Regions from separate parts of the Homo sapiens genome. Here regions 1, 2 and 4 are each linked to region 3. The links are chromatin loops, found by intact Hi-C in ENCODE. Cell type or tissue: Caco-2. All regions are shown on one strand. Region 1 has its middle 21 kb from the start of OR8G5. Region 2 has its middle 12 kb from the start of OR10D3. Region 3 has its middle 6.9 kb from the start of VWA5A. Region 4 has its middle 9.2 kb from the start of OR8D2.

Evidence for each region. Peaks named below come from ENCODE experiments on the same cell type or tissue, not always from the same donor. Only the 100,000 strongest peaks of a DNase experiment are listed, where the experiment ranks them.
Region 1: a loop joins it to region 3, with 15 times the contacts of the local background. A loop is called at or near these places in 3 of 110 quality-filtered maps.
Region 2: it touches region 3 in a loop (12-fold over the local background); 13 of 110 quality-filtered maps call a loop at or near these places.
Region 4: it touches region 3 in a loop (11-fold over the local background); 5 of 110 quality-filtered maps call a loop at or near these places.

Annotation. Positions count from the first base shown.
Region 1 is chr11:124,273,604-124,281,603 of GRCh38, reverse strand. It overlaps the pseudogene SLC5A4P1. Among named protein-coding and RNA genes, the nearest start is that of OR8G5, 21 kb to the right of the region's middle. In Caco-2, a CTCF peak has its summit at 3,595 (motif pointing right); a DNase peak (open chromatin) is centred at 7,443.
Region 2 is chr11:124,190,965-124,198,964 of GRCh38, reverse strand. No RefSeq gene overlaps it. Among named protein-coding and RNA genes, the nearest start is that of OR10D3, 12 kb to the right of the region's middle. In Caco-2, a CTCF peak has its summit at 3,676 (motif pointing right); a DNase peak (open chromatin) is centred at 3,664.
Region 3 is chr11:124,104,561-124,112,560 of GRCh38, reverse strand. It overlaps the pseudogene OR10N1P. Among named protein-coding and RNA genes, the nearest start is that of VWA5A, 6.9 kb to the left of the region's middle. RefSeq lists a silencer at 4,145-4,439. In Caco-2, no CTCF peak of the experiment used is centred here; a DNase peak (open chromatin) is centred at 4,233.
Region 4 is chr11:124,325,416-124,333,415 of GRCh38, reverse strand. No RefSeq gene overlaps it. Among named protein-coding and RNA genes, the nearest start is that of OR8D2, 9.2 kb to the right of the region's middle. In Caco-2, no CTCF peak of the experiment used is centred here; no DNase peak of the experiment used is centred here.

The sequences.
Region 1 (8,000 bases), 170 kb before region 3:
TGTCTATTCATGTCCCACTTTTTGATGGGAGTGTTTGTTTTTTTCTTGCTGATTTGTATGAACTCATTGTAGATTCTGGATATTAGTTCTTTGTCAGGTGTATAGTTTGCAAAGATTTCCTCCCACTCTGTGGGTTTTGTGTTTACTCTGCTGACTCTTCCTTTTGCAGTGCAAAAGATCTTTAGTTTAATTAAGCCCCAGCTTTTTATCTTTGTTTTTATTGCATTTGCTTTTGGGTTCTTGGTCATGAAATCCTTGCCTAAGCCCATGTCTAGAAGGGTTTTTCCAATGCTATCTTCTAGAATTTTTACAGTTTCAGATCTTATATTTAAGTCCTTAATTGATCTTGAGTTGATTTTTGTGTAAGGTGAGAGATGAGGGTCCAATTTCATTCTCTCTGGCTAGCCAATTTTCCCAGCACCATTTGTTGAAAAGGATGTCATTTCCCCACTTTATGTTTTTGTTTGCTTTCTTGAAGATCAGTTGGCCTGTAAATATTTGGGCTTACTTTTTGGTTTTCTTTTCTGTTCCATTGGTCTATATGCCTATTTTTATATAAGTACCATGCTGTTTTGGTGACTATGGCCTTACAGTATAGTTTGAAATCAGGTAGTGTGATGTCTCCAGATTTGTTCCTTTTGATTAGTCTTGCTTTGACTATGTGGGCTCTTTTTTGGTTCAATATGAATTTAGAACTGTTTTTTCTAATTCTGTAAAGAATGATGGTGGTATTTTGATGGGGATTGTGTTGAATTTGTAGATTACTTTTGGCATTATGGCCATTTTCACAATATTGATTCTACCCATCAATGAGTACAGGTTGTGTTTCCATTTGTTTGTGTCATCTATGATTTCTTTCAGCAGTGTTTTGTAGTTTTCCTTGTAGAGGTCTTTTGCCTCCTTGGTTAGGTATAATCCTAAGTATTTTATCTTTTTTGTAGTACTCTTACCACTCCTCCTCAACATAGCACTTGAAGTCCTAGCCAGAGCCACCAGACAAGAGAAAGAAATAAAGCGCATACAAATTGGGAAAGAAGTCAAACTGTCATTGTTTGCTGACGATATGATCGTTTACCTCAAAAATCCTAAAGACTCCTCCAGAAAGCTCCAGAACTGATAAAAGAATTCAGCAAAGTTTCTGGATACAAGATTAATATACACAAATCAGTAGCTCTTCTGTACACCAACAGCAACCAAGCGAAGAATCAAATCAAGAACTCAACCCCTTTTACAATGGTTGTGTAGTTTTGAGAGATCTTGTTATTGATTTCCATTTTTTATTGCACTGTGGTCAGAGAGTGTGCTTGGTATGAGTTCAATTTTTCTACAAAAAGTTATTTAGTCTTGCTTTATAAGAAAGCATGTGGTCAATCTTAGAATATGTTCTGTGTGCAGATAAGAAGAATGTATATTCTGTGGTTGTAGATTGGGGTGTTCTGTAGATTTCTATTATATCCAGTGGGCCAAGTGTTGAGTTTAAGTCCAGAGTTTCTTTTTTAGTTTTCTGCATCAGCAATCTGTCTAATGCTGTCAGTGTGGTGTTAAAGTTTCCCACTATTATTGTGTGGTTGTCTAAGTCTTTTTGTAGGCCAGGAAGAATTTGTTTTATGAGTCTAGGTGCTTCAATATTGGATGCATATATATTTAGGATAGTTAGGGCCTCTTGTTGGATTGTACCCTTTATCATTATGTAATGCCCTTTATCGTCCTTCTAAATTGTTATTGGTTTCAAGTCTGTTTTATCCGATATAAAAATAGCCACTCCTGCTCTTTTTGTTTTCCATTTGCATGGTAGATCTCACTCCACCCTTTTACTTTGAACCTGTGGGTGTTGTTATATATGGGATGGGCTTCTTGAAGGCAACAGATGGTTGGGTTTTGTCTTTTTATGCAGCCTGCCATTTTGTGTCTTTTGAGTGGAACATTTAGCCTATTTACATTGATGTAGTTAGTACTGATATGTGTGCTTTTGATCCTGTCACTGTGTTGTTAGCTGGCCGTTATGTAGACTTGATTGTTTTTATAGTGCCCGTGGGCTATTGCTTAAGTGTACTTTTTCGGTAGAAGGTGTGGTTCTTTTGAATCCATGTGTATCTTTCCCTTAAGGACCTCTTGTAAGGCTGGTCTAGTTGAAACCTATTCCCTCAGCATTTGCTTGTCAGTGAAGGATTTTATTACTCCTTTATCTATGAAGCTTAGTTTGGCAGGATATGCAGTTCTTGGTGAGAATTTATTTTCTTTAAGGTTGATGAAATAGGCCCCCAGTCTCTTCTGGGTAAGGTTTGTGCTGTAAGGTCTGCTACTAGACTGATGAGACTCCCTCTGTAGGTGACTTGCCCCTTTTCTCTAGTTGTCTTTATATTTTTTTATAAAATATATGTCTTTATATATTTTTTTCCTTTGGCTGGGCGCAGTGGCTCATGCCTGTAATCCCAGGCCAAGGTGGGTGGATTACTTGAGGTCAGGAGTTCAAGACCAGCCTGACAAACATGGTGAAACCCCATTTCTACTAAAAATTCAAAATTAGTCAGATGTGGTGGCGGTCGCCTGTAATTCCAGGTACTTGGGGGGCTGAGGCAGGAGAATCACTTGAACCCAGGAGGCAGAGCTTGCAGTGAGCTGACATCATGTCATTGCACTCCAGCCTGGGCAACAAGAGTGAAACTCTGTCTCAAAAAAAAAAAAAAAAACAAAAAAAAAAACCATTTTTTTTTTTTCTTTTTTCTTTTTTTACCTTTGTATTGACCTTGGTGAATCTGATGACTATGAGCCTTGGGGATGGTTGTCTTGTATAGTATCTGGCTGGGGTTCTCTGTATTTCTTGGATTTACATATAAACCTCTAGTGATATTAGGGAAAATTTCATGGACTATATCCTCAAATACATTTTCCAAGTTCCTTATTCTCTCTCAGGAATGCTGGTGAGCCATAGATTTGGTCTCTTTACCCATATTTCTCATAGGTTTTGTTTATTTTTCTTAATTCCTTTTTTCTTTATCTGACTGACTTGATTCAAAGGACTGGTCTTCAGGCACTGAGAATTTTTCCTCAGCTTGGTCTATTCTGTTGTTATTACTTCTGATTGTATTATGAAACTCTTGTAGTGAATGTTCCAACTCAGGAGGTTCAGTTTGCGTCATTCTAACAATGGATATTTTACTTACAATCTTACAATGGATTGTTTTCCTGGGTGTTTGGGATTCTTGGATTGAGTTTCAACTTTCTCCTGGATCTCAATAAGCTTCCTTACCATCCAGATTCTGAATTCCATGACTGTCATTTCAGACAATCCAGACTGGTTAAGAACCATTGCCGGGTAGCCAATGGGCTCATTTGGAGGTGAGGGGACACTCTGGCTTTTTGAATTGCCAGAGTTCTTGTGCTACTTCTTTCTCATCTGGAAAGGTGTATATTCCTTTAACTGTGGTGTAAGTTGAGTGTAGTCAGTTGGCTTCATTTCTGGAAGTTTTCAGAGGGTAAGGCTGTGGACAGGGTCTTTGTAATTGAATTCTTGTCCTTGGTTTCACAGCCCCCGGAGAATTAGTTGTTTTTTGTTGTTACACTTTGGGCTGTGATCCAGTAGATGGCACATAAGAGCAACAGAGGGTAGACCAGCTCTTACTGGAGGCTGGGTTCCTTTGTGTATCCTTGCATTTGCAGCTGTATTCTATAGTGCCAAGGAGAGAGAGGTGACCCCATCTTTCTTTTGGTCCGATTCTGGGCCCAGGTCCACTCCTGGGCCTTTGGGGAGCCACCTCCGATCACTGGCACTATGGCTGTGATTTTGTTGTTGTTGTTAGGTCTTTCAGCCTGTGGGGCACCCTTGGGGAGAGGTCTGGTACAGAGATAGACCATACCCTTAACGAACCAGCCCTGTTGGGGGAGGCCTACCTAGGTCTCATACCAGCCCATCAAACTGTGTGACTTACCTCCTCTGTTTTCCGAGTGTGGGCTACTCCCTCATTAGCCCAGATCCCAGCTCTGTACTCCTGAGCCATGGGCTGCGGCTCTGGGGCCCATGACCTTCTTGTGGCTCCCTCTTCTGGACCCTTGGGGTTGAATTCCCGGTGTGCTGGGGGGACTCAAAGGATTGCTAGGTTGCCAGAATGCACTTAGGTAGAGCAAAGCACCCAAGCTGGGCAGCAGAGACTGCACTGTATACACACTCCTAGGGGGCAGCCAGGCAGGAGCACTGGAAGGAGTTGATGGGCAGGTGGGCCTGCAGGACAGGTGTGCTCCAGTCCCATAGGGAAGCAGGCCTTGCTTTCTCTCTGGGGCCAGAGCCTCTGAGAGAGAGATGGGCAGCCCTAGAAGGTAGGTGCTTATGGCTGGGCTCTATCGGAGCTGACCCACACTCAAAGGTTCCCAGCTGTGTGCCTGTTGCAGCTCTGTCTCCATCTCTGTGTAATCTTCAGGGAGACCCTTTGCCAGCTCACATGTCCCTAGGGCTGTGGGATCCCCTGCAGATAAGACCCCAGAGGTCCACAGCGAGAGCAAGAAGCCCCCCAGTCCCTTCACTCACTCCTTTCCCAGGCACCATTCATGGCCAGGAACCAGCCCTAGCATTCAGGCACCCCAATCAGGGTTCCCAGTTTCCCCTCGCTTCAGCCTTAGGGACTGCATCTTTTCTCCATTCACATTGAGCATTTTCTCTCCCAATAAGTGTTCAAGTTATGTTGGTGTAGTTGAAATCATGTTCTATGCGAGCCAAACTTCTTGGCTGCATCTAGTCTGTCATCTTGCCACTCTAGGGTCATTTTCATTCACTTAAAAAAGTGCCACTTAGGAAAACAAAATAGGGGAGATGAGCACAAAGTACGCTTTGTAATATTCTCTGATGACACAATTTTACCCTCTTAACTGGCACTCCACATATCTCATTTTCATTTCATATTTTAATCATTTTTTAAAAAGTTTCAGAAAAAATGATGTACTTGAAAGAATGATTAAAGATTCAACTGAGAGGTGGTTTGGAGGAAGAGGAGGAGGAGACAGCCTAGCAGATGGAGAATGTTTGAGCAGAGAAGTAAATGGCAAATTGCATAAGATTGTGTTATGAAGTCTAGGCAGGAAAAGAGACTGCTTACACATTTATATTTGGATTTTGGAGGTCCCTAGGAGAACATGTTACTAACATTATCATAAATCAGGAAATAAATGTCTATACAGATGGTAAACCACTAGCTGGAAAAAGTTGATGGTTGAAAGGAGGTCAGTGATAATGATCACTTGGGTCTGTAAACAGATGACATTGAGGTTCTCAGTGTTCTACTTATCATGAGTCCAGTGGTCCTGCGGTTTATGTGCATGAGTGTTACTCACATCCTGCTAACCATGAAGTTTCCCATTCATTAAGATAAAATATCACTTAATCTGTTCTTACAGGTTACAGTTGTTTGGGGCCTACCATTCACTCAGACTAGAAATCCTTTTGTAAAGGAGGTTCTTTGTTTCTCCTGAAGCTTACCTCTTTACCTTTTTCTCTTTCTGACTTTCACATAGATTAACATGCACAAGGACATGTGCAACAGTTTAACCTTAGAAAATTAAGGAACTCTAGAGGTGCATCGGCCAACATGGTAATATATAACAAAATAGAAGATAATTCTGACTGAGGGAAAACACAGTGATATATTGGAAAGATAACAAAGAAACAGGCCGGGCACAGTGGCTCACACCTATAATCCTAGCACTTTGGGAGGCCGAGGTGGGAGGATCAACTGAGGTCAGGAGTTCAAGACCAGCCTGGCCAACATGGTGAAACCCCATCTCTACTAAAAATGCAAAATTAGCCTGGCGTGGTGGCACATGCCTGTAATCCCAGCTACCTGGGAGCCTGAGGCAGGAGAACCGCTTGAACCTGGGACGCAGAGTTTGCAGTGCGCCAAGATCATGCCACTGCACTTCGGCCTGGGTGACGGAGTGAAACTTCATCCCCCTGCCACCTCTACAAAAAAAAAAAGAATAACAAAGAAACCAGAAATCTTATGATTTTTCCATAGCTTCATTACATGATTGCTGCATGAGATCAGAAAAGAGAAGGAAAAGGATCCAGGAGGTAAATTGCAGAGCAGAGGAGGCCTCTGAGGATGACTGATCCGGGCCCAAATACAAATCCCAGTGGATATGAAATATGAAGTAGTGTACAAGAGTAGAGCTGTCTCTATTTTGCTAACGCAATGTACAATGTAATCTTTGGCCTGACAGGTATTTTCAGTGCAAACTAATCTCACCTGACATTTCTCTGCTTTAACACCTTGAATTCATCCCCATCATCCACAGCCTATATGCTACAGTTAAGACTCCTTAACTTTCCATAGTGTTCTTTGGTCATGAAATTTAAGTCGCTTGTCTAGTGTTCCTTCCACCGATCCTTCCTTCCTTTTTTTTTTTTACATCTTAAATACATACAATTTTTATTTTTTAATTATACCAAAATAAAGCTGGAAACAATAATTTAGACCCTATGTTTCTGGTTTACACACATTATAGGGTCACTTAATAGTTTTATAAATTGTCAACTTTTTCTTTTTTGTCTTTTTCTTTTTTTTTTTTGAAACAGAGTCTCGCCCTGTTGCACCCAGGCTGGAGTGCAATGGCGTGATCTTGGCTCACTGCAACCTCTGCCTCCTGGGTTCAAGCGATTCTCCTGTCTCAGCCTCCCGACTAGCTGGGATTACAGGCACCCGCCACCATGTCCGGCTAAATTTTTGTATTTTTAGTAGAGACGGGGTTTCACCATGTTGGTCAGGCTGGTCTCAAACTCCTGACCTCAGGTGATCTGCTTGCCTCAGCCTCCCAGAGTGATGGGATTACAGGCATGAGCCACCGCGCCCGGCCCAACTTTTTCTTAATGATACAAAGAAACAATTAAAGCAAAATATCAAGTCTTTAGTCATTTCCTTAGACAAAATTACCAACTGCTCATCTCCCTTCTGCAACACAAGAAGCTATAAGAAAATTCATAAAATTATCCTTGGTTTACTTATTAATAATTATCAAGTATTTTAGTGGCTCAGAGTTCAGGCAAAATAGCCATAAACAAAGACCACCACCACCAGGAGGAGGATGACATTGATGTTTACTGCAGTCCTCCACAAGGGCCTCTCAGATGACAGCTTCTTTCTCGGGGCTTCCTCCTCCTTGGGCAGCTTGAGCCCTGTCTTCCGCAAACCACAGAATAAGTCATAAGCTTTCTTGAGATATCCATGAGATTGCTCAGGATAATACGTACATTAGGAATAGGTTTTGTTAAGAGGGAGATTCCTAAGACTGCCAGTATAGACTGCCCCCCACCCACCACCAAAAAGAGAGAAAAAAAAAAAGGAATGATGGAAAAGTACAGACAGTGCTCTTAACAGATAATCTTGGGACAGTCACTGGAAGATAAGCAACTCCCTGTTCCAAAGGTGAACTCTGCAATCATATCCGTAAGGCCCATTACAAGTCCAACCAGAATGCTCCCTGTTCACTGACTCTTTCACAGAAGATGGCAAGCAGGAAAACAGCTGCAATTAGAGGCCCAAGATAACTAGCAATTGATTGTGCATAATAATCAGTTGCTGATTTTGAGATACTTGTACCAATGGGACCTATATGATGCTGATGACAGTCGCTAGAAAGACAAATAGCCTGATAAGAAAACCAAATGATTTAAATATTAAACAAAAGCATTTAAGCACCCCTGTTGTGCATTCATTATTGAATTGATTCTTGCTGCCACTTGTCGGTTTTCTAACTCAAATCAAGCTCTTTGACATTACATGAACCCATGCCATGATTAACAATTATGTTAGCAAAATGTCAGTCCCTTCTTTCTCCCTTTTACTCGTGACTATGTCAAATTGTCCACTTCTTTTTGAAGTGCTTCATATCACCCATTTGCTTTATATTCCTTCATTCTTTCATTTCTTTTTTTCCATGACAAATTTTGTTCATCATTAAAAATCTGACTCTCATGTAACCTTCCCTGCAAAGCCTTCTTAGAGCCCCATAAACAG
Region 2 (8,000 bases), 86 kb before region 3:
GTATTTGTCATTCACAGATGGCTAAGTGCTAACCAGCTCAGTGGAGGGTCAGGGTGACAGCCTTTTACACCCTGCCCTCTTGGTACCTGAGTTCTTGTCCAGCATCCAGGAAGAATCAGGTCACATGAATGAATTGAAGGGTGGTGTATGTGGAAAATTTTATAGAGTAGTGAAGGTGGCTCTCAGAGGGAAGGGGAGCTGGAAGGGGGATGGAGTGGGAAGATAATCTTCCCCTGGAGTCCCGCCTGGGGACAGTCAATCTCTTCTCTGAAGTCCCACCATCAAGCCTTCCCTCCAAAGTCAAGCTGCTTTTCTCCAAAGTCCAGCTGCTTCTTCTCTTCTCTCCTTCTCTGCCACTATGCTGTGCTTCTCTGCTAGAGGAGCTTGGGATTTTTATGGGTACAGGGTGTGGGGCAGAGCAGGACAGGGTGGTTTTGGAAAAAGCAACATTCCGGCGGGAAAATTGGGATGTGAAGTTCTCATTTAGGGCCATGAGTCCAGGCTTAAGGGTGGAACCCTCGCCAGAGACTCCACCCTTTCAACCCAGTATTCCCTGCCTCCTGTCTGTATCTGTTTTAGGTACCCACTGAGGGTCTTGGAATGTATTCCCCGAGGATCAGGGCAGATTACTATAGCTCGTAGAAGTATCTGCATTCCCAGGTTCATTGCAGAATTATTCACAGTAGCCAAGATACAGAAACAACCTAAGTGTTCATTGACAGATGGAGTTCCCTCCATTTACAGCAACATGGGTGAACCTGGAGTACACTATGCTAAGTGAAATCAGCCAAACAGAAAGACAAATACTGCATAATCTCCCTGATATGTGGAATCTAAAAAAATAAAAGTTGAACTCATGGTAACAGAGTAGAATGGTGGTTGCCAGGGACATGGGTCAGGGAAAGGGGAAGATATTGGCCAAAGGGTACAAACCTTCAGTTATAAGACAAACAAGTAATAGAGATCTAAAGTACAGCATCATGACTATAGCTAATAATAACGCATTTTATATCTTAAATTTGCCAAGAAAGCAGATTTCAAGTGTTCTCACTATATACAAAAAAATCTAACTATGTGAGGTGATGAATATGTTAATTATCTTGAGTTTGGTAATCATTTCACAATGTATGTGTATATAAAAACATCACATTGTATAACCTAAATATATGCAATTTTTATTTGTCAATCATACCGCAATAAAGCTGGTGAAAAAACAGAAATAAAACAGGTACAGAAATAAAAACATTTCATGATCTCACATATGTAGAATCTAAAAAACTGAATACACAGAAACAGAGTAGAAAGGTTGTTACTAGGGGCAGGACCAGGTTGGGGGAAGATGAGGAGATGTAGGTCAAAGGGTACAAAGTTGCAGTTATGTAGGATAAATAAGACTAATGTGCATATCACATATTTTATCCTGTAAATTTGCCAAGATGGTAGATTTCAGGTCCTTTTACACAAACAAAAGTAAATGTGAAGAAATGTTGATTTGCTTCACTGTAGTCATCATTTCACTGTGTTTACGTACAAGGATAACAAAACATGATGTTATACACCTGAAATATAGGCAATTAAAATTGTATGCCTATAAAATAAAATGTTTTTAAACCGACAAAGGAAAAAAAGATTATCTGTAAAGTTGCCATAATCAATGCAATGTGAAATTGACATAAGAATAGACAGATCAAAGAAATAGAAGAGAAAGTCCAAAGTAGCCCCACCCATCATTCTTCGACTGAAACCTCATAGCAGCTCAGTAGGAAAAGATGTCTCTTAAACAAATTATGCTGAAACAACTGAATATTCACATGGGGACAAAATGAACATCAATCTTTACTCCAGACCACAAACAAAAATTAATTTGAGATGGGTCATAGATACAGAGAAAATTAAGCTATAAAGCTTCTAGAAAAGAATACAAGAGACTATCTTTAAGACCTAGTAAGAGAAATGTACTATTTTGTTCTTTTAACTTAAATTATTCTATAATCCTTTTTCCATGCTGCTAAAATAATTTTGATAGCCAATAATAATGACCATATGTTTTATTAAGTCAACACATTATATTTTGCCTAATGTTATCCATATCTGAATATTTAAATGCCATTGTTCTTGCCATTTGAAATGAATTGGCATTACATATATTTTTCCTTTAGAATAATTTCTCAATATTAGACTCCTAGGGCCAAAGTATATAAACATATCAATTTATCTTATTTGTATTTAAAAGTTCCTTTTCTGAAGGATGTTACCAATGTGTTTTAAACTTCTGAATGAACCATGCTGCTTTATTCCTTTGTACTTTCACAAATCCTGCTCTTTTTCTTCCTCCATGACTTTTTTTTTTTTGCAGAGCTGACTTTTATTATCTGTTATAAAATTTAATATTTATTCCCTTATTGCATGTTTTTTTCTCATATCTCTCCCCATTTTGAGACAGGTATTCCTCTTAAGTGCTGTCATAAAATCCTGCGTGTTCATATATTGTTGCAATCATCACCTTCAGGGGTAGGGTAAATGCCTTGTTGGACTTGTAAATTCAACTCCTGTCACTATACAAAACATAGAATAGATAATAAATACTCCTGGAATGAACACATAAATCAATAAATGCTACCAGTAGTGTAAAAATGTTGTGGGGCTTCTGTAGCTTTGTTAATATATAGTTTGATTATTTACTATTTAATATTAGTTTGCTTATTCAGTAGATATAAAATGGTATCATCATGTCACATTGTATACTATATTTTTCAAAATTAATAGTCACATTAAGGATCTATATTTATTAGTTCAATTTTCTTTGCATTAATTGTAACTTATTTCATTACATGTTTGAAATGATCATGTTGATATGTTTCTACATGTTCGATTCAATTTTAAACCTACATGTAATTTTGTATACTATTGTTCGAAAAATTTTATATTTTGGAATATATTTTATATTTTGAAATATAAATTATATCTTCTCCATTATTTGATAATGTATGTATAGTTTATCTTCTTTTAATTGAGTCCCTTCAGCATATGTGAAGTATAACATACGTAGAAATTAGAAACACAGCCTGGAAAGTGCAATGTAATGTAAGGTGAAATATTACGGTATTTATCATCTAAAATTAGAATACAGAGGAAGCATAGCCTATGTCTTCTCACCAGTATCAAGTCAGACTTTTTGCAGGAGAATTTTGACAGATTTTGAAAACAATGAATTGCATCCCAGAGAGTGGAAACAGCCTATCCAAATATACCAAAGTTTGATATAGTTAGTTTTGGAAAAATGACAAATAATTTGGTGAGTTTAGAGTGTAAGGCCTGATGGGAAAAATGGACAAGGCCATGAGACTGGGCACTGAGATACAGACAGATTATAAAAATCATTGTATATCATATTAGAGTAGATTTTACTCTAAAGTTAGTAAGGAGACATAAAATATTTTAATGCATGGGAATTAACATGATCAGATCTACTCTGCGTGTAAATATCTATGCAGAGGTTGTCATTTCTTCCAAATTACCAATGAACTTGTAAAACAAATTTCCTCTTCTGTCCCTGCCCTTCCAAAAGCACACATCATGATTACCCCTAAAGCCAAGGAGAACTGGTCGTTCTGTGCTAAGGTTGGAGATGATCCTATGTCCATCAGGGGGCGATAGAGCACAGTTTGCAGAATACGGATTATCATGTGGCCTCCAGGCTGGCACAATTTGTTGTCCAGCTACTGACTTCTTAGACTGCATCACATAACTAACATGCTGCCAGAATCCTATCTGTAGAGCTAATATAGACTAAATAGGAGATAGGGACCATGGCTGTCATATTAGTGCAGGGACAGAGACCGGGGAAAAGATCAGAAGAACTAGGGATGATTTGAAGATTCTAGGAGAGCCTGCATGTCCTTCTTTTGGATCACAGCCAAAAAGGCAAGGAGAGGACAAAAGCAAGTTTCTCATTCTTGATCAGACCTCCCTTCCACCCTCCGGGACTTGCAATGGAGACTGTGCCCAGTGACTTGCTTTCAGTTTGGTAGGTTATGCGCTTAACATTCCCATGTTGTGATAGAGAGCTTGCCCAGAGGCACGGAGCCCAATGCAGTCACCCCTTTTCTCATATTACAGGAACATGAGACTCTAAAGAGGGAGGGGATTAAATCCTATTACTGGCATATCCGTCAAAGGGAAATTCCAAGTTTTTCAGCTCCTAGGTTGCTAAGAATCAAAACAAGAAAACATTCTTATGACCAGGAGTGGCAAATTCATATTCTCAGATTCATTACGAATTTACAATATACAATTCTAAAATCTAACATACCCTGTATGTTTACTACTTCCCTTTATCTAAATGCACAGCTATAACTAGAACTATATGAAAAATTATCAAAGATTGCTGTTCTCTAAAATGAAGCATACAGTTGAGACATATTGAGTATATATTGTCTTAGGGGTGACCTTTGTTCCCCAATTGTCACAACCACTATGGATCAGTTAGCAATAAATGTCTTGAGTTTTCATGTCATCATAAATGTAACTACTTATCAGAGTTTGTGAGTGTACTTCAAACTCTCATTACAAACTTGCTGAAACTGAACATCAGATCTACTACTGTAAGGTTGACTCTGGTCTTACTATTTCATATAAATTTCTAGATCTTTGTATTCTGTTTAGTTAAAAACTATGGTCATCCTATTTCACTTCACTCATACTGTTTTTTCTCAGATGGGTGGTATTTGTCAAGAGTATATGTACTTCCAAAGAAAATGAGATTTCAAAGGAGAAACATTTCTTTTAGCTTGGAGCATTAAGGAAAGCTTTGGCAAGAAAACAATGTTTGGATGGTGTCCTGAAAAATGAGCATAATTTGGTCCTATGGAGAACAACGAAACTGACATCCCAAACAGAGGCCACATGAAGACTAGGACTCAGAGTCATCAAAAGCAGGGAATATGTGAGAAATACACCAAAATTCAGGATCCACGATAGAGCACAATGTGAGAAACATGGCCTAACACGGCAACAGAATAGCTTAATTTAGGACTGAACTGGAGAATCCAGACCATGTTGTCAGCGTTGGTTTGGAAAATTACAAAGGAGTTTGAGTTGGCTTGTGGAGAAGTCAAAAATAAAAGAGAAATAGGAATAAAATTGGTGACAGAGATCAGAACCAGATGTTAAAAAGCTTCAAATGTTAAACTCAATATAGTCAGCCTTGACATCAATAGGAAATGGAAACATACCAAAGAAATTTTTAGCAAGAGAGCAAAATGATTTTGTCAATGTTTTATATGGCAAAACTGGCAGCAGTTAAAAAAACAAAGTGAAATTACAGAAATGAAATCATGATTGAGAAATATAAGCAATTAGGTTAGTTTTTTTCAGAAATATTTGTAACTAGATGACTGTGGTTTAAAATTTAAAAGAAAAAGGTATTGAAATGCCCTATTGAGGAACAGGGTTGACTACTCTCACCCGGGATTAATTATTTAAGGTGGCGGGACCAAAACAAAACCTAACTAGTCAGGCCCTTCCACTCTTGAGCTATACTCAAAAGAGAGCTTAACCTCAGTGAATCTGTTACGTATAAAGACTTCCTCCTTTGAGAAACTCTATTTCCCTCTTTCTCTCTCTCTCTTTAAAATGCAAAACAGAATTTATTTACATAATTGTTTGAATAGTTGTATTGCCTTTTACTTCATTATTTTTTAAAATGATAAGACATCTCACAATCTTGCATTTATTTGCTTTCTTTTTAAAATTTTTAGCTTTTTTATTTCAATAGGTTTTTGGAGAACAGGTGGTGTTTGGTTACATGAGTAAGTTCTTTAGTGGTGATTTCTGAGAGTGCTGATGGGTGATGACGGGTGCACCCATCACCCGAGCAGTGTACACTGTATCCAGTGTGTAGTCTTTTATCCCTCACCACCCCCTACCCTGAGTCCCCAAAGTCCAATTCATTGTTCTTATGCCTTTGCATCCTGATAGCTTAGCTCCCACATATGAATGAGAACATGTGATGTTTGATTTTCCATTCTTGAGTCACTTCACTTAGAATAATAGTCTCCAATTCCATCCAGGTTACTGCGAATGCCATTATTTCATTTATTTTTATGGGGCTGAGTAGTATTTCATGATATATATATGTTATATATATTATATATATTATATATAATAATTATAATATATAAAATATATATAATATATAATATAGTAGTATATTCCATTGTATATATACAATAGTGTATACTGTATATACACCATTTCACGGTGTGTGTGTGTGTGTGTGTATATGTGTGTGTATATATATATATATAACCTTTTCTTTATTCACTTGTTGATTGATGATATACTTTCTTATGTAATTTTCACAACGGTTCCATGAGATAAGTAGAATTACTCTCATAATTTTCCCCATAACAAAGCAGACTTAGATCCAGGTATTTTTCTTCATAATATCTAAGATTTATCCGGAGACCCTGCCCATGAGCTCAAGGAGAAATGAACAGTGTATGGGTCACAACTAAGAATCATGAAGTGAATAATTTCATTAGATGAAGTTTTGGGGGAAGGATCAAGTCCTGAAGTATGCAGCAAACTTCCCACAGAAGTAAGCAAAGCTACAGAACAGATCTGATGAAAGAGGTGGAGAGCAGCCATCACTGGGTGGTGTCATGGAATCTAGGAGGAAAGAGCCTTCGTGTTTATTTATTTGGAGGATGCTAGAAAGAACAATTTTGACAGAGTGGACTGGGAAATAAACCAGTAGATCTGAGGATTCAGACCACTGATGGGAGAGGTTTGGTAGTTTAAAGAAGCTCTGTGATAATGATCATTGGATCTGTGAGCAGATGACTTTGAGATTTTCAGTACCCTCCTGGTCATGTGTCTTATGAGCATAAGTGTCAACCATATCTTGCTGACTATGAGACTTTCCACTTGATAAAACTGAGCATCTCTTTATCTGATCCTCTGTGGGGATTATCATGAGTTGGGAATGTGTTTTAAAAGAGATGCTCGATTTTCCTGTGGCTTATGCTTCAGTGTCTACTATCACTAATACATAAGTAGGTTAGCATGCACAGGGGCTTAGCATGATTCATTTAAGTTTGGAAAATTAAGAGCCCATGTTATGTATGATCTTAAACATATAACAAGTAGTATGTAACAAAATATAACATGATTCACTCACATTTGCAAAAAGTTTAAGTGGTATAATTCACATAATGTAGGGCAGAGAAACTAGAGTTCTGATCCAGTCTTAGTCCTGCCATGAGGTTGCTGCATGCGCTCCAATAATGCAGGAGAAAGAGTCCTTGGTGGTAAATGGCTGAGTTGGTACAACCTACATCTGATGGTGCAGAGGTCAGTGGGTGTTAAGTGTTAGGTACTTCCCACAGGGGTAGAAGAGAGCAGATTCCTCTCCATTCTGTTGGTGGAGTGCTCTGCCCACTCTATTCTTGGCACTGGCTGGACTTGCAAATGCTCTTGGCTGAGCTAAGTCATAACCAGCCTCCACACTTTTATTGAATCTTCATTGCCAAGTTCTCCTTTGATTCATAGAGAAGTAAAGTGTCCACATAATTTATTTTACACATCAGAACACTTTTTAGAGTGTTAACACTATTAAAAATCATGTATAAACTATCCTGGCAAATCTGAATATATGGCCTTTTCTACAAAGGGCACTTCATGATAAGAAACTCGTTCATGATTAGGCTCCATTCTACCATCTCCTTCTCTCTTCCTGCTTTCTCCTGTCTTTCACTTCCGCCTCCAATCATCTTTTATTATAACAATATCGTTCTCCCTGGAAATAGTGTGCTTGGTACATACCCATGCTTCCACAAGATGTCCCCTGCTTTCTGATTCCGCACTTTCTAACCCTCTGTCTGATGTTTATTCACACTCCCCTCCATGCATCCCTCATAGCCTGGCTCACATCCCACCTTTCCTGCAAAGCCTTCCCAAACAGCCTAGGCAGAAATAATTGGTCACTTCTCCATGCT
Region 3 (8,000 bases):
ACAGGAATAATGTCTGTGATCACAAATCACTTAGTAGTTTGTCAGAAATTTCTTGGATGAGAGTGACCATTGCTTAAAAGTAACAATTTTCATCGATTACAAGCAAATATGCTCCTGACAAACCCAAAGCCTAGACAAATGCCAAAGGGGATAGGCAGGATGCAGCTCAAGTGTCTAAAAATCTATGAGGGCTTGTAAAGAACATATATTGCTCATCCAGAGGTTCGGAAAATTGTAGAGAAAACAAGAAACCAGGTTCTAATTTATCAGGATCTACCTCGGTCTGTCACATAATTAAGTCTATGAGCTTTAGATTCAGTCTGGGGCTTGAGTCCTACCTCTAGTTCTTAATAGTTGTATAATTGTGAGAAAGCAATTTAACTACTCCGAGTCCATGTCATCATTTGTAGAATGAACTGATAATACCTAGTCTATATGTATGTTGTAATCATTAAATGAAATAAGTTTTAAGGCATATGTCACAAGTTGGCATTCTCTAAATGTTAGTTCCACTTTCCTTTTGTTGGGTTGGCCAGCGGAATTTTGAGAATCTGGAAAACTATATGCCACTTAGATTTCCACATAGAAAGGCTACTTTCATGAAAAGGATTCTGAGATTTCTTATACTTTTTCTAAATCTGGCAACATTATTTTAGTTTTGGTTTGGTAGTTTTTTCTGCTCACCATCTTTTGGTTTTAATTACTCATCGTTAAAACAAACAAAACAAAACCACCATTGTTTTTAAAAAACCCTCATCTTAAAATTGGGAAGGAAAAGAGGAAAAGAGCAAGTGGGGGGAAAAGCAAAAGGAAGGATTCTAACAATGAAATTAAAGAGGTGAGAAATCTTTGTTTATCCAATTTCAAGAAATATAAATCTCATGGGTACACAGTATGTCAGAAAGTTTACAAGCATTATCTAAACACTCAAAATCACCCTGTGAAATACTATCATAACTGCATTTTACACAACACAAAGTGAAGGCTCAAAGAGCACCAGGTACCTGCTCAAGGACATATAGCTAATGAGAAACAAACTTGTTCTTCGCACTCAGAACCTTCTGGCTCCAAAGTGAGTATTCTATTCATTATGTTATAATTTCTTCCACAGCCATAAGAGGTATAGGGATGGGTAGAAACTGGAAAAATGACAGATTTGGTAGGCCAAATCCCTGAAGTCTGCACAGAACAAAAGAGACTGATGAGATATCTACCCAAACCAGAAAAATAGGGTGGTCAGGAGGGATCCACAGCTCTTTGATTCCCAGTTCCTTTAAAGGGTATCGTGATTACTGCATCCTGTTTGCTAACTCCTAAACTCTTCCAATATCTGCCATTTAATTGATCCCTGTGCTCAGAGGGCTCCTGCTCCCTGTCTCAGAATAGATCATAGATGAGGCTCCAGGGGACTATGAGACCATTTAAAATTCCACAAAGGTAGGGGATATTTTCACTTTCGCTAACTCTGAGGAAGTCATCCTAGGCCATAGGGCAGCCATCAGATGTATAATATCTTCTGTATGGTTCTGAATGAAAAAGAAAAAGCCGTTTGGGGTCTGCAACTGGAGAACTCAAACCCAACTCCTTGGCACGCTGAGAAATGAGATGTTTGGGATGGAGAGCCCCATACTCTATAGAAGAAACAGAAGACAAAAGAAGGGTTAAAAACATTTGTGTTCCTTAATTGAGCTGGTCGTGATCCTTGTGACTATGTAAGTATTCAGAGCTTCTCCTCAACTTCCTTAATTTTTACTTGTTTTCCTCACTCCAAAGACCTGAGTAGCAAGAATTGTTAGAAGAAATCACCGTGAAGTGCTTCTTTCTCATTCTATATGGCAGCCAGAGTCTTTTCCTCCACTCACCTTCTCATACAGCATTTAGGAATGTATTTCTTGATTCCTTTCCTTTTGTTGTTACTAATGAATTCAGCATCCATCACATTCCAAGCCCCACAGAGTTGCTTAGAATTAAAATTTAGTTGGTTATATTCCTTGACATGGAGAAAATAAATAATCTTTAGCAGACAAATATATATATAACAGACATTCTTCTGGTTCTCTTCCTAATTCTCTGAAGGATATGTACATTTCTTCTTAAATGACTCCCTTTCCTTCTCCTTTTCCTAAAATGTAGTATTTCTCAATGTTTGGCCTCCAGTACTATTTTGTCTTGACTACACCAATCTCTCCTAGTGATATCATTCAGGCTTAAGACATTGACTATCATTTTCATTATTATTATATGTACTATGGGGAGTCCCATGCTAAAGAGTTTTCCAATCTTCTTTAGCATGGGACTCCCCATAGTAAATATAATAATAATGAATATTACATATTCATTATTTATATATATATTATATGGACTCCCCACAGTAAATATAATAATAATGAACTATTATATAACATCTTATTAGGTATCAAACTCTTTCATGAACATCACCATATTTAATCTTTACAGCGATTCTGTAAGATAAATATCTCAGTTAATAGTAACATGAGTGGGTGCTTAGTATAAACCAAGCACAATTATAAGAACATTCCACATATTCAAGAAGCACAATTATAGTGTAGATATCAAAATACAGGTGGGTGAAACACAAAGAACTGTCCTATTTTACCTGTATTGTCCCGCCTTAATTATTAATCGTGCTCCCCTTTGCTCTTAAAGTGTCCTAGTTTGAATGATAATTTTTAGCTGCCTAGTTAAGGTTTAGGCTACTGGTGCAAGGAATACTTTCTGCTTCTGTAATGATGGGAAGCCGAGGCTCAGAGAATATAAATTACTGGCCCATAGTCACACCACCAAGTAGCAGAACTTGAGCTTGAATCTTTAAACCTCTGATTTAAGTTCTTTTTAATATTCTATGATGTCTCTTTTCTAGACAAATGTTTGGATTTGAATAGAATCTTCTAGGAAAGCTATATTTATTTCTATTATGGTTGCAACCCTAAATTACTATTTAAATTATCATTCTCAGTTCCTCATTTCTTTGATGGCTGTGAACCTGTCTGGTTGTGGGTCTAGAAATGGTGAGGAACTTAAATATTTAAAATTTTAAAAAATAATATTTGAAGTTATAAGGACAGAAATTTCTTAAAGTCATGGTTAATAAAATCTCAACCTGAAATGGTATCGTTTTCATGAGCTATTTCTCATAGATCTCCTTTTCTTTGAATTTTTATCTTACAGAAAGTCATGTTTATATTGTACTGCTTTCGAGTCAACAGCTGAGTAACTCACATTTCACTTTGTCTATCACTGATACCATGTATTAGCATAATTCATTTTTGAACGATTGGGAGGGGTTCTTTCTTGTGGGGTGTGGAGGATGCAGGAGGCACTTAAGCCATGGTTTCCAATCTCCTCTATCACATATATTATTTTTGCACCTCAATATAATTCAGAGGAGACCTCCATCAGTGCTCAGGGGTATTTTCTAAACACTTCCCCAAACTGTGAGTTACTTAGCATTAGCTGTACTCATGCTGATATTAAGTCAATACATTACAAGAATATTTTTACCCTTGTCAGAGTAAAGGACTAAGTAAAAGTTGCTGGGCATCTGAAATATATCAGACACCCTATTAGATGCCTTATATTACATTATCCCATTCAGTCTGCCAAACAACCCTTAGAATGTAATACTATCCTTATTTTGGAGATAAGCAAATGGAAGTCATAGCAGAGTCACAGAATTAGTAAGCAAGAGCCTAGATGTAAAACAAAATCTGCCTGGCTTAAAATCTTGTCTTTCCTTATCAACATTGCCTTATTGGCTCCTCTCATCCAAGCAGAGAACAATAGAATTCTCTATCTTTTTCAAGGTTATATCAGGAATATCATCATATGTAATCCTTACACAATTCTGTGAGGTAAGTATTATCTCAGTTAATCAAAAACAAACATTAGTGGATACTCACTATATACCAAGCACAACTATAAGAACATCCCACATTTTGGCAATATTTTCCCATTGACTTGATCTTGATTTCCAACATCAAACTAGTTTTTCCATTTATCCCCTAGATTTTCTTAGTTTAAAAGTCACAAATTACACTCCACTTTTCTGTGCTGAGTTATTAAACGTCTTTTTCTAGGAATGCATTAAAATAACTACATAGCAGTTAACTCTATTTGTCCTCTGTTCATTGAGCCTAACTGAAATTGTTCAGAAACCTCCCAAGATACCTATGTGAAGAGATGACTAATCCAGATCATGGAGGCCACCCAGTGGCCATGCACTTGTTCTTCAACAACTAAGGCACACATACAAACTGATTTCAGATCCAGATGATCCCCCAGAGGAAGAAGACAAAAGGATCCTGGGGTAAGGAGGTGGGGTAGTGGAGGGGAATGAAGAATACTAGCTTTCCCCCAACAAGAAACCCCAAAGGACCCCAAAATTCAAAGAACCCAATACAATAAACAGAATCTCTATAGACTTGATGCCTTAAGACAATAATAGATTGCATCAATTTCATTAATATGTTGTGATAACACTTTTCCAGATTTGATTATCACATGATCTAAGACATAGGATCTAAAGCTGGTACCTAAGGTTGTGTGAATAATTTTGTCCTATTTAAGATATTGTTTACAATAACTCCTTTTCACATTCTTTAGTTGTTGCTGTGACAGAACTTTCCACTAATCATAATTTTGTTCTTTTCCCTCTCTTCAGAAAGGTCCATTTGCCTTCCTTAACTCTCCTCCAGCAAGAGGTACTTATGAGTTACAGCAATTTCAAAGATATTCAAGCCTCATCCTATCTCTCCTAGTTCAGCAATTAGATACTCTACATTTCAATGAATATCTAAATTCCTTTTACTAGGCATGTATCTGAAGCCAAAAGTAGGCTGACTATAACCATTTTTTTGCAGGGGTTAAGAAAAAAGACTTAAAATAGTCGAAGGACCAAAGGAATAATTCTAGAGCATCCAAAAATTTGATCGAAATAAACACACTTGTTGGGTGCTGCTACTTCTTAAATCCTAGTGATACAATGATGAGCAAGAATAAACATGGTCTCTTCATAGAACTCACAGTCAGATAATATCCATAAATTAATTTCCAACTTTTCATTCATTCATTCCTCTAACAAATATTTAAATTCCAGCTATTCAGAAGCACTGTGACACGTGCTGCAGATTCAATGACAAATTATAGGTACTACTCTCAGGGATCTGGAAGTCTAACAGAACCTGAACTCAATTCCTTCAGTACTTCCTGTGTATATATGGATGATATTCATCTATCTTACCACTTCCATATTTTTAGAGGCTAAAATTATCAATCAATAACTATTACTTATAAAGAGGATCAGAGAAATTGACCAGGAATTGTAAGTAGAGATAAGGGCAATTATTTGTTTTGATATTTGGGAATATCAAAAATATATATATCAAAAAAGTAAAAACTGAAAATGAAAACATCCTTCTTGGATGATTCACAAGAGCCTTTGTATTCAAGCACTGTCATATCCCAGCGGCAGTTACATGTTCTCAGCCTATACAGTTACCTCTTTCCCTTAAAATAAAACAGTCAAATTCATAGAAGCTGTGCGCAAAATGATGGTTGTCATGGGTGGGCAGGGAAGACAGGGAGACCGAGTTACTAATCAATGGCTCTAAAGTTTTAGTAATGCAAGATGAGTCTAGAGATCTGCTGTACAGTATTGTCCCCATATTGTTAATAATAATATTGTATTCTATACTGAAAATCTGGTAACAGAGTACTTCTCATGTTAAGCGCTCTTACACAACAAAATAATAAAAAAAAATTTTAAAGATAAAAACACACAAAAAGCTTCTGAATTGAAATATTTAATTTCATTATTTTAAGGATTCAAAAAATCCAATCATTAGCAAAGATTAAATATTTCATATCTGCATCTTTATATATGATGTGACTTCACTAAAACCTAAAACTAGGATATAATAATATATCTCAGCTGCTAATCTCTAAGCAATTTAAAACCTCAGAATAATAACCAAATCAGTCACTGTTAGTTTCTTTTCAGACAAATGAATATTTCCAAATAAGAACATGCCAAAAATAAAAAGTTTATCTATAATTAGAATGATATTAACACAACCCAAATCTTAAAGCTCATTGCATTGTATCTCAATCCATCATTCTTATTAGACATGTCAATGACCAAATTGACTTTTGGTGAATAATTAGGGCATCTGATCACATCTTTGAGTAACTGTAGAAATATTCTGAAGAGGAATCAGGAGGATCTGACTTATCAGTTGGTCTTTTTAGGGCATTCATTACTGTATAATTTGTTGTGGACATTAATTATGTTCTCTGTTTTCTTAGCCCATCCAACATTTCACCATATTAATGTTTCATTTTGTTTTGTGTCTATATTCATGAAGGAATATATCTGAAGATATGAAGGCCTATGCATGCTTTACTAATTCCTAAATGTCTTTGGAATAATTTCTAATTCTTAATTTCAACATCAACTTAATGTTTAAACAAAAATTGGTGCCAATGAATGTATTGGTATTGTGTTTATCCCAATTAGCCTCCACATTCATATTTTCACACATTTTGTGAAAACCCAGACTACCCTTCCATGAACATGAGGAATCACACATTGCTGAATGAATTCATTCTACGGGGAATACCTCAGACAGAGGGACTGGAGGCTGTACTCTGTGCTGTCTTCTCATTCATCTACCTCTTCACCCTACTTGGAAATTTACTCATCCTTATAGCGATTGTTTCTTCACACTCCTATGTATTTCTTCTTGGGACGCCTGTCTACTTTTGACATATTGTTCCCATCTGTAACATGTCCCAAGATGCTATTGTATCTCTCTGGCCAGAGCCCAGTCATTTCTTTTAAGGGATGTGCTTCACAGCTCTTCTTCTATCAGTTGCTGGGTTCTGCTGAAGGCTGCCTCTATTCTGTGATGTCTTATGATCGCTTTGTTGCCATACATCACACACTGAGATATATGCTCATCATGAAGCCTGGAGTCTGTGTCGGCTTGGTCGTGGTGCCGGGTTGGTGGGTTGTCTTCACGCCACCATTCTGACCTCCTTTACCTTTCAGTTGTCCTACTGTGGCCCCAATCAGGTGGACTACTTCTTCTGTGACATTCCTGCTGTTTTACCCCTGGCTTGTACTGACAGTGCCCTGGCCCAGAGGGTGGGTTCCATAAATGTTGGCTTTCTGGCTTTAACACTTTTGATCAGTGTCTGTGTCTGCTACACTAGCATTGGGATTGCCATCTTGAGAATCCGCTCATCAGAGGGCAGGCAGAAAGCCTTCTCCACCTGCAGTGCTCACCTTGTTGCAATCCTCTGTGCCTATGGACCTGTAATCATCATCTATCTGAAGTCCACACCCAACCCCTTGCTTGGTGCCAGGTGCAAATATTAAATAATGTTGTCTCACCCATGCTGAACTCGTTAATCTATTCCTTAAGGAACAAGGAAGTGAAAAGGTCCCTGAAAAGAGTATTCTGAAATGTTTTACTTACTGTTTGTGAATAAATTATGAGTTATTATTGGGAATAAATGTCATAATTAACATTATTCTTTGTCTCTTAGTTCTGGATAAGGAATCCAAAGGGCATAGCAAGCACTTGGAGATAGATTTTTTGTCCCTGTAATAGGTAGCCAATATTTCCTGGTTGAGGATAAAGAGGATCTGTAGCAGTCCAAGAAGCACCCTTCAATAGTTCCTCTCTGTCCAAATCAACATTCAATTTTACCTTACTTTTTGCTCCAATTAAAATATAATTGTTCCCCTTTTCTGCCTATAAGAATTTCAGTTCTTCCACCTTGTGAAGAAGAATATTAACTAACATTCATAGAGCATGATCTGTCTTCTGGGCATTGTGATGAGCATTTCACGTACATCATCTTATTAAATCTTCACATCACCCCTATAAAGTAGATTTTACATAATGTAGAAAAGAGTTTTGAGGATTAAATATTTCAAATAATGAACCCAAGGTTACACATTAAGCAGCAAATCA
Region 4 (8,000 bases), 220 kb before region 3:
TCCAGGGTGAGCAGTACATTTTTACATTTAATGTCTTATTTAATCTCACATTGATGATAATTGGCAGACACTGATATAATGATAGTTATATCATAGCAGTAATCTCTGCCACACTGGTATATAATGATATAACTATCATTATATACCAGTGTGGCAGAGATTACTGCTGTTCAATCTTCCTCCAAAACATACATTTCCCAGTCTTTCTTGCAGTGTGCTCTTGCATGTGACTGAGTTCCAGACGTGATGCACACTGTTTCAAGGCAAATGTGTGCCATTTCCACCTTCTCTTTGTCCTTCTCTGAGCAGGATACAGATGACAAAGATGCTCTCGTTAGTTATAAAGTTATAAAGCAAAGCCACACAATCAGGATGGGGAATGTAAAAATAGATGGAGCTACAATCAAGACGCAGCACATGGCGGGCCCTGGGGGTGCTGGTGATTTTTTACTTATAGATCTGTGTGGTGGTTAAAAGCTGCTCATTTTATAAAAATTGGTTGAAGTACATATTTTATATACTTTTACATCTATATCATCTATATATATGTATGCTATATTTCATAATACAATAAGTTTACAAAGCCCGAGCTCTACTTAAAGGGAACAATTAACTAATCTATAAACAGAGACGGAGAATAAAGCCTCGAATTACGGGAACAGCTTGTTAATACAGAATGGCTTATACGGAAGAGGAGCAGCAGTAGTATAAGACATACAGAAGAATCCAGTGCAGACCAGGGCAGAGAGTATTCTCATTTACTAAGTATGAGTTGAGGGATTTTCTCCGGTGTTTATAGGAGGATAAAAGTCAATATATAATCCCATTATATACATTTGTCATATATTATATAACATTGTGCTTAGCTTAAGGGTATCAAAATGAGGGCATATATATTTTTTCATCTTATGTAAGTTCATTTGCCCAATTATGGCAATTTATATCTTTCAATAATTGGTCCATTTCATTGGTTTGCAAATTAAATAACTGTAAATTTGTTCATAATATTCCCTTATTTTCCTTTAATGTGTGTAGGCTCTGTAGCCACATTCTCTGATGTATCTGATATTGCTAATTTTTGTCTTTTCCTTTTCTGCCCAAACTGTCTAGTTAGAGGAATATCACTTTTATTGATGTAAAAAGCACAGCTTTCAAATGAACTTATTTATATATTCTTCTATTTCCTACTTTTTCAACCATTATCTTTACTCTTATTTTCTGCTTATTTTGAATTAAAAATTTTTTTCTGGATATTTTATGAGATAGAAGTTTATGTCTAACTTGAAATCTCTCTTCTTTTCCAATATAGGCACTTGGATGCCATAAATTGCCATGTAAGCACTATATTTAACTATGTTTCATGTATTTTCATATGTTGTATTTACGTCTTCATTCACTTAAAAATATTTTCTGATTTCTGTTTTATTTCATGTTTTCGTTTATGTAAAGTTTACTCTTTTTTTCTGGAAACAGCTTTTTTTAGATAAAAACTAACACACCACGTAATTCACACATTTAAAGTGTGCAATGCAATGGTTTTGGCTTTACTCACAGAACTGTGCAACCATAACCATAATCAGTTTTAGAGCCTTCATGTCACCTCCAGAGGAAACCCCAAACCATTTAGCCATTGTCCTCCTATCTTCCACCCCGACCCTGGACAATGACCCATCTACTTTCTAGGGATGTTTTGTCTGTGGATTTGCAGCTATGGACATTTTATATCCATGGAGTAATATAGCATATGTTCTTTGTGACTGGCTTTCCTCGCTTGGCATATCGTTTTCATGGCTTATCCATGTTGTAACTTATAAATGTGCTTCATTCTTTTATCATATAATATTCCATTGTATGAATATGCCACATTTTGTTTACCCATTCATCAGTTAATGGATATTTTGATTTTTCTAGTTCTTGGCTATTATGAGTAATGGTGCTAATGAACATTCATATACAAGCTTTTATGTGGACATAGGTTTTCATTTCTCTTGGGAGAGAAAACACTGGGTTATATGGTAATTCTATTTTTAATGTTTTGTGGTACTGCTAGACTGGTTTTCAAAGTGACTGCATTATTTGATATTCCCACCAGTGACAACTTTTACAACCTCATCTCACCAGTGCTTGGTATTATCTTTTATTTTTTATAATTATAGTTATCCTAGTGTTTGTGTGTGGTAATATTTCATTGTGTTTTTGATTCACATTTCCCTCATTACCAGTGATATGGAGCATCTTTTTCTGTGTTTATTTGCTTTTTTAAATATCTTTTTGAAGAAATGTTTTATCAAATCCTGTCCTTATTTTAAAATTGGGTTGTCTTTTAATATTTTTATGCTGTTACAATACTCAGTGTATTCAGAATACTAGATCCTATCAGATATATGATTTGAAAACATTTCTCTTCTGTGGATTGTCTCTTAACTCTCTTGATAATGTCTTTTCTGATGTTTTCTTCTGAGAGCTTTATAATATTACTTCTTACATTTAGAGGCATGATTATACTTTTAATTTTTATAGTGTAGGTGTCCAATTTATTATTTTGAATATGAACATCCAGTTATTCCAGCACCATTTGTTGAAAAGACTGTTCTGTCTCCATTTAATTGTCTAGGCATCCCTCTCAAAAATAAACTGACCATAAATTATGTGTGTGTGTGCATGCGTGCATGCATGTATAATCTAGTAAGTACAGTGAATTTGTGTCTATTCGCTAATTCTTTTGTTTCTTCAATTGTTATTTATATGAGCTTCTTACTATACTGGCATCTTTTTTTTTTTTTTTTTTTTTTGAGATGGAGTCTTGCCCTGTCGTCCAGGCTGGTGTGCAATGGCATGATCTCGGCTCACTGCAACCTCTGCCTCCTGGGTTCATACAATTCTCCTGCCTCAGCCTCCTGAGTAGCTGAGATTACAGGCACTTACCACCATACTCAGCTAATTTGGTATCTGTTCTTTAAGGGCTACTATTCCCATTGGTTAACAGATAAAAATAAAGGTACAGGTGGTGGTAAAATGCTTGCAGATGACTATATTCATCATTTGTTATCATCCAGAACAGGAAGAGTGAAGGTGGGGAGGAAAGAGGAAGAGTTCTTCAGTGCTTTCTTTTCTTGAAACACTCTGAAAGAACTGCCTTAGCTTGTAAAACGCATGAGCTCAAATGCTTTTCATAGTGACAGAAGGGGAAGTGAAAGGAGAGTACAAAATACTTATCAAACTTTTCTTCTACCAGATTGCATTTTGTAATATTTTCTTCAGTTGTTAAAATTAGACATATATTCCAAGAATCTTAATTGAGTTTTGAGGCAAAATTCAATGCTTTATCCTACTTAAGAGTCTTCATTTGGATTATTCCTTAGAACATCTTTTTTCTTTTAATTAGTACAAATCTTATCTAAGTCAATAGTTCCCATCAGAGGGTGCTATTTACCTGTGTTACTACTGAAACATTAATTTCCACATGAGAAAATGTCCATGCTGTAATATGGACCACTTCAGCCACATGGCTACACGCCTTAATTCATAGGGAGCATTAGCTTAATTTTTCACACTGTATTCATTATGGTACAGAAGAAAATTCTTATTTTTATGGCAATTTACATTTGTAGGGCTTTCTCCTGAAGATCCAGTGCTCCCTCTGTTTTGCCATGGATTATATTCCAAAATATGTGGAGAATTTTAAGATCTAGCAAAAATTTTCCCTCCCACCAGCCCCTGGAAACCCATAAATACCCTACTTTCTGCTCCTGTTAATTTGACTATTTTAGATTCCATGTATAGGTGAGATCCTGCAGTGTTTCTCTCTGCGTCTTGTTTCTTTCACTTAGCATAGGTCCTCCTCATTTTAAGCGGTAATCTAAGACTTAGATACACCACTTTCTTTCCCATTTTGTGCATTTCTGACACTTAAGTAAAATGGTGGAGGATCAGAGAAGATTCATAGACATTAGGCACCTTAGGGAGAGTAGTACCTCAGTTACTACTATTTCTCTCCATAAACAGAACTCTCCCTGTTCTAGATGTAGGTCTTTTATTCTATGACATGTGCAGTAACTTAACATTTTCTAGATGCTGGTCCTTTGTGGATTAGAAACAGTGTTCTTTGTTCCCATCCCACCTGGGTCTAATCTGTATTAGAAGCCAGCACCCAGGTTGCTGAAGCCTCTACCTCCAATTTTCCTGGTGAAGTGAAAACTCAAGTGAATGGAGCAATGATGAGAGGAGAGAATGACGATTCTGTCCTGGTTATACAGGTTAAATATCCCTTATCCAAAATGCTTGGGGCCAGAAATGTTGTGGATTTCTTATCTTTTCAGATTTTGGAATATTTGCATTACATATTTAGGGGTAGAGCATGCCAAGTCTGAAAATTTGAAATCCAAATGCTCCAATGAACATTTTCTCTGAGCATTGTGTTGGTGCTCAAAAAGTTTCAGAGAACCAGTGTTTTGTTTCATTTATCTTTCTTTTTGTTGTTGTTGTTTCAATTTCATTTAGTTCTGCTCTGATCTTTGTTACTTCCTTTCTTCTGCGAGGTTTGGGTTTGGTTTGTTCTTGTTTCTCTAGTGCCTTGAGGTGTGACCTTAGAATGTTAGTTTGTGGTCTTTGAGTCTTTTTGATGTAGGCATTTAGGGATTTGAAGTTTCCCCTTAGCACTGCTTTTGCTGTATCCCAGAGGTTTTGATAGGTTTTGTCATTACTGTCATTCAGTTTGAAGAATTTTTAAATTTCTATGTTGATTTCGTTTTTGACTCAATGCTCATTCAGGAGCATGTTATTTAATTTCTATGTATTTGCATGGTTTTGAATCTTCCTTTTGGAGTTGATTTCCAGTTTTATTTCACTGTGGTCTGAGAGAATGCTTGATATAATTTCAATTTTCTTAAACTTACTGATGCTCATTTTATGACCTATCATATGCTCTATCTTGGAGGAAGTTCCATGCGGTGAACAGGGAACACTTCTACACTGCTGGAGGAAATGTAAACTAGTACAACCACTATGGGAAACAATGTGGAGATTCCTTAAAGAACTAAAAGTAGAACTACCATTTGATCCAGCAATCCCACTACTGGGTGTCTACCCAGAGTTAAAAAATCATTATACAAAAAAGATACTCGCACATGCATGTTTATAGGAGCACAATTCACAATTGCAAAATTGTGGAACCAACCCAAATGCCCATCAATCTATGAGTGGATAAAGAAACTGTGATATATTTATACAATGGAATACTACTGAGCCATAAAATGGAATGAATTAATGGCATTTGCAGCAACCTGGATGAGACTGGAGACTTATTCTAAGTGAAGTAACAGAAATGGAAAACCAAACATCGTGTATTCTCACTGATATGTGGGAGCTAAGCTTTGAGGACACAAAGGCATAAGAATGATACAATATGTAAGAATTAAAGAAAGAGGAAAGAAATACAAAGTGTGGCTCAACAGTCAACAATGACAGGTTTATTTTAGAAAACAAACCTGAGAGGGGCTTCTGGCTGAGTTAGGTCAGAGCCACACTCTCTTACAGACAGTTTCTTTAAGGATTCAGGGTGGGAGAGCTTATCAGAGGCTTGGACTGCTTCTGTGTTTCTTTGTTGTGCTCATCTGGGAGGGAGAGTTGTGTGTCTGTTCCCATACATCTTTCTGCAGCTGCAGGAATACCCCATGAGTCTGCTTTTAGCTTTCCTATCTTAGCATACCTGAAGGGAAAGGAATGTGTTTATTAAGGCCCATTGTTTTACTGGGGACTATTGAAGTTTGGCAGTTACCCAAAAGACTTTCCTCCCACCTTCCTCTGTGCCCGAGCTGTCTTATCTGTGTTTTACTGTCTGCTCTTTCTGGCTTCTTGTAGTTAGAAGAGAAGTGATTTCCTTGAAATCCATGAGGCTAGAAAGGGAGCTGGAACTTAAAGTGACTGAGATGATGGTGCTCCTGCTCTGTCACAGTGGACTTTGGGGACTTGGGGGGATGGATGGGAGGGGGGTGAGGGATAAAAGATTACAAATAGGATGCAGTGTATACTTCTCAGGTGATGGGTAAATCAAAATCTCACAAATCGCCACTAAAGAACTTACTCATGTGATCAAAACCACCTGTACCCCAATAACTTATGGAAAAATACAAAAAAGTTTAAAGAAAGAAAAACAAGTTTTAGATTTTGAAGCATTTGAAAATTTGAATTTTCAGATTTGAGATGCTCAACATGTAGCTGATAAGACATCATGAATGGACTATTCTAATTGGTTTAAGTGTTTTTAAGCACTTTTAGTATTTTTTTAAACTCAGTGTCTCACAATTAAAAATACAGAAAAAGTTGGAAAATGTTTACATTTTAAGACCACAGTGGTTTCTGTCTTAATTTCTTTATTTACCCCAAAGTCATCCAGGAGCATGTTGTTTAATTTCCATGTAATTGCATGATTTTGAGGAGGGAGAGAAGCAGAAAAAATAACTATTGGGTACTAGGCTTAAGAGCTGGGTGATGAAATAATCTGTACAACAAAACCCCCATGACATGAGTTGATCTATATAACCAAACTTCACATGCAGCCCTGAACCTAAAAGTTAAAAAAGGACCCCAATGGTATAATAAGCAAGGAACACTAATAAGAAGAACCAAAGATTTTATTTAAAGTTAATACCTGAAACTGTACAACTCTTCTACTCATCATACTGAATTAGTTTTACTCTTCAATATTTATTGAAAAGAAAATCATCTCCTCCAAGGTGTTCATTTCTTAAAATAATGCATTTTTTAAAAAATATCTCAAGAACGTAGCCTCCAGTTGATGATATCAGTTGGAAAGTTTCTAGCAACAAGTTATAGAATGTTCCAATAAAAACCTATTTTAATTAGGAACTATTTTTTCCTCATGTAACAATAAATCTGGAGGGAGCGTGTCCTAGGATTGATTTAGCAACTAAGCAATTCTCATCAACAACCAGGGCTTTTCATGCCACTGTCTTCAGTCTGCTAGTTTTAGACCTCAGGCTTATCACTTCACAATCACAAAATGGCTGTCATAGCTCCATGAATGACATCTAAACACAACTGTACCCAAAGATGGAAACAAGGCAACAAGAAATACAGCTCTCCATACATACCTCTCTTTATATCTATCACGAGGTGAATCCTTTCCAGAAGCTAGTCGATGGCTTCCCTTCTCCCTTTAATCATGTGGCTATGTCACATGGCCAATTTTAGATGTAAGGACAGATGACAATGAGTATGTCCTATGGCCTCTGCCTCTAATTTTATTGATGAGAGGCGGGAGGACGCAAGTGAATGAAGAAATGATGAGATGAGAGAATGCGGATTCTGTCCTAGTCCACCCTTCTCCCTTACCCCTTGGTCTTTCAGCAATCATGTTTGCATATGGCAGCACTGGCTGTAGGCTAAAGTGGCACTGCTCTTTGCTCTATCTAGTTTAATAAGACTCTAAAAAGCCTAAGTCAGTGTCACCCAAGTATCATGACTTTGGTAAAGCCAGATTCTGAGGATCCAGGTTGGGCTAGTTTCAAACAATATCCCACATTGTGGGAGAAAATACTGTGGGAAGAGCTGGGTTGTCCTCTAATGCAACACTTTTCTCCTTTGTCCACAGCTTTCCATAGAGAAGAATGGCTCCTGGAAATATTTCTACTGTGGCTGAATTAATTCTGGTGGGGTTAAAAGACCAGACAGATCTCCAACCGCCCCTGTTCTTCCTGTTTCTAGTAATGGGTGTGGTTGCTGGGTAGGGGAATTTGGGCTTGGTAACTCTGATTGTGTTCAGTTCATACTTTCATGCACCCATGTACTTTTTTCTTTTTAGTTTAGCTTTTATAGACCACTTTTATTCTTCTGTGTTTATTCCAAAAATGCTGATGAACTTCATAACAGAGAAGAATATTATTTCCTATGCGGGTTGCATGTCAGCTTTTTTTTCTTTCTTTTTTTTTTTTTTTGTTATTTCTGAATGCTATGTTTTGACGTCAATGGTCTCTGATCAC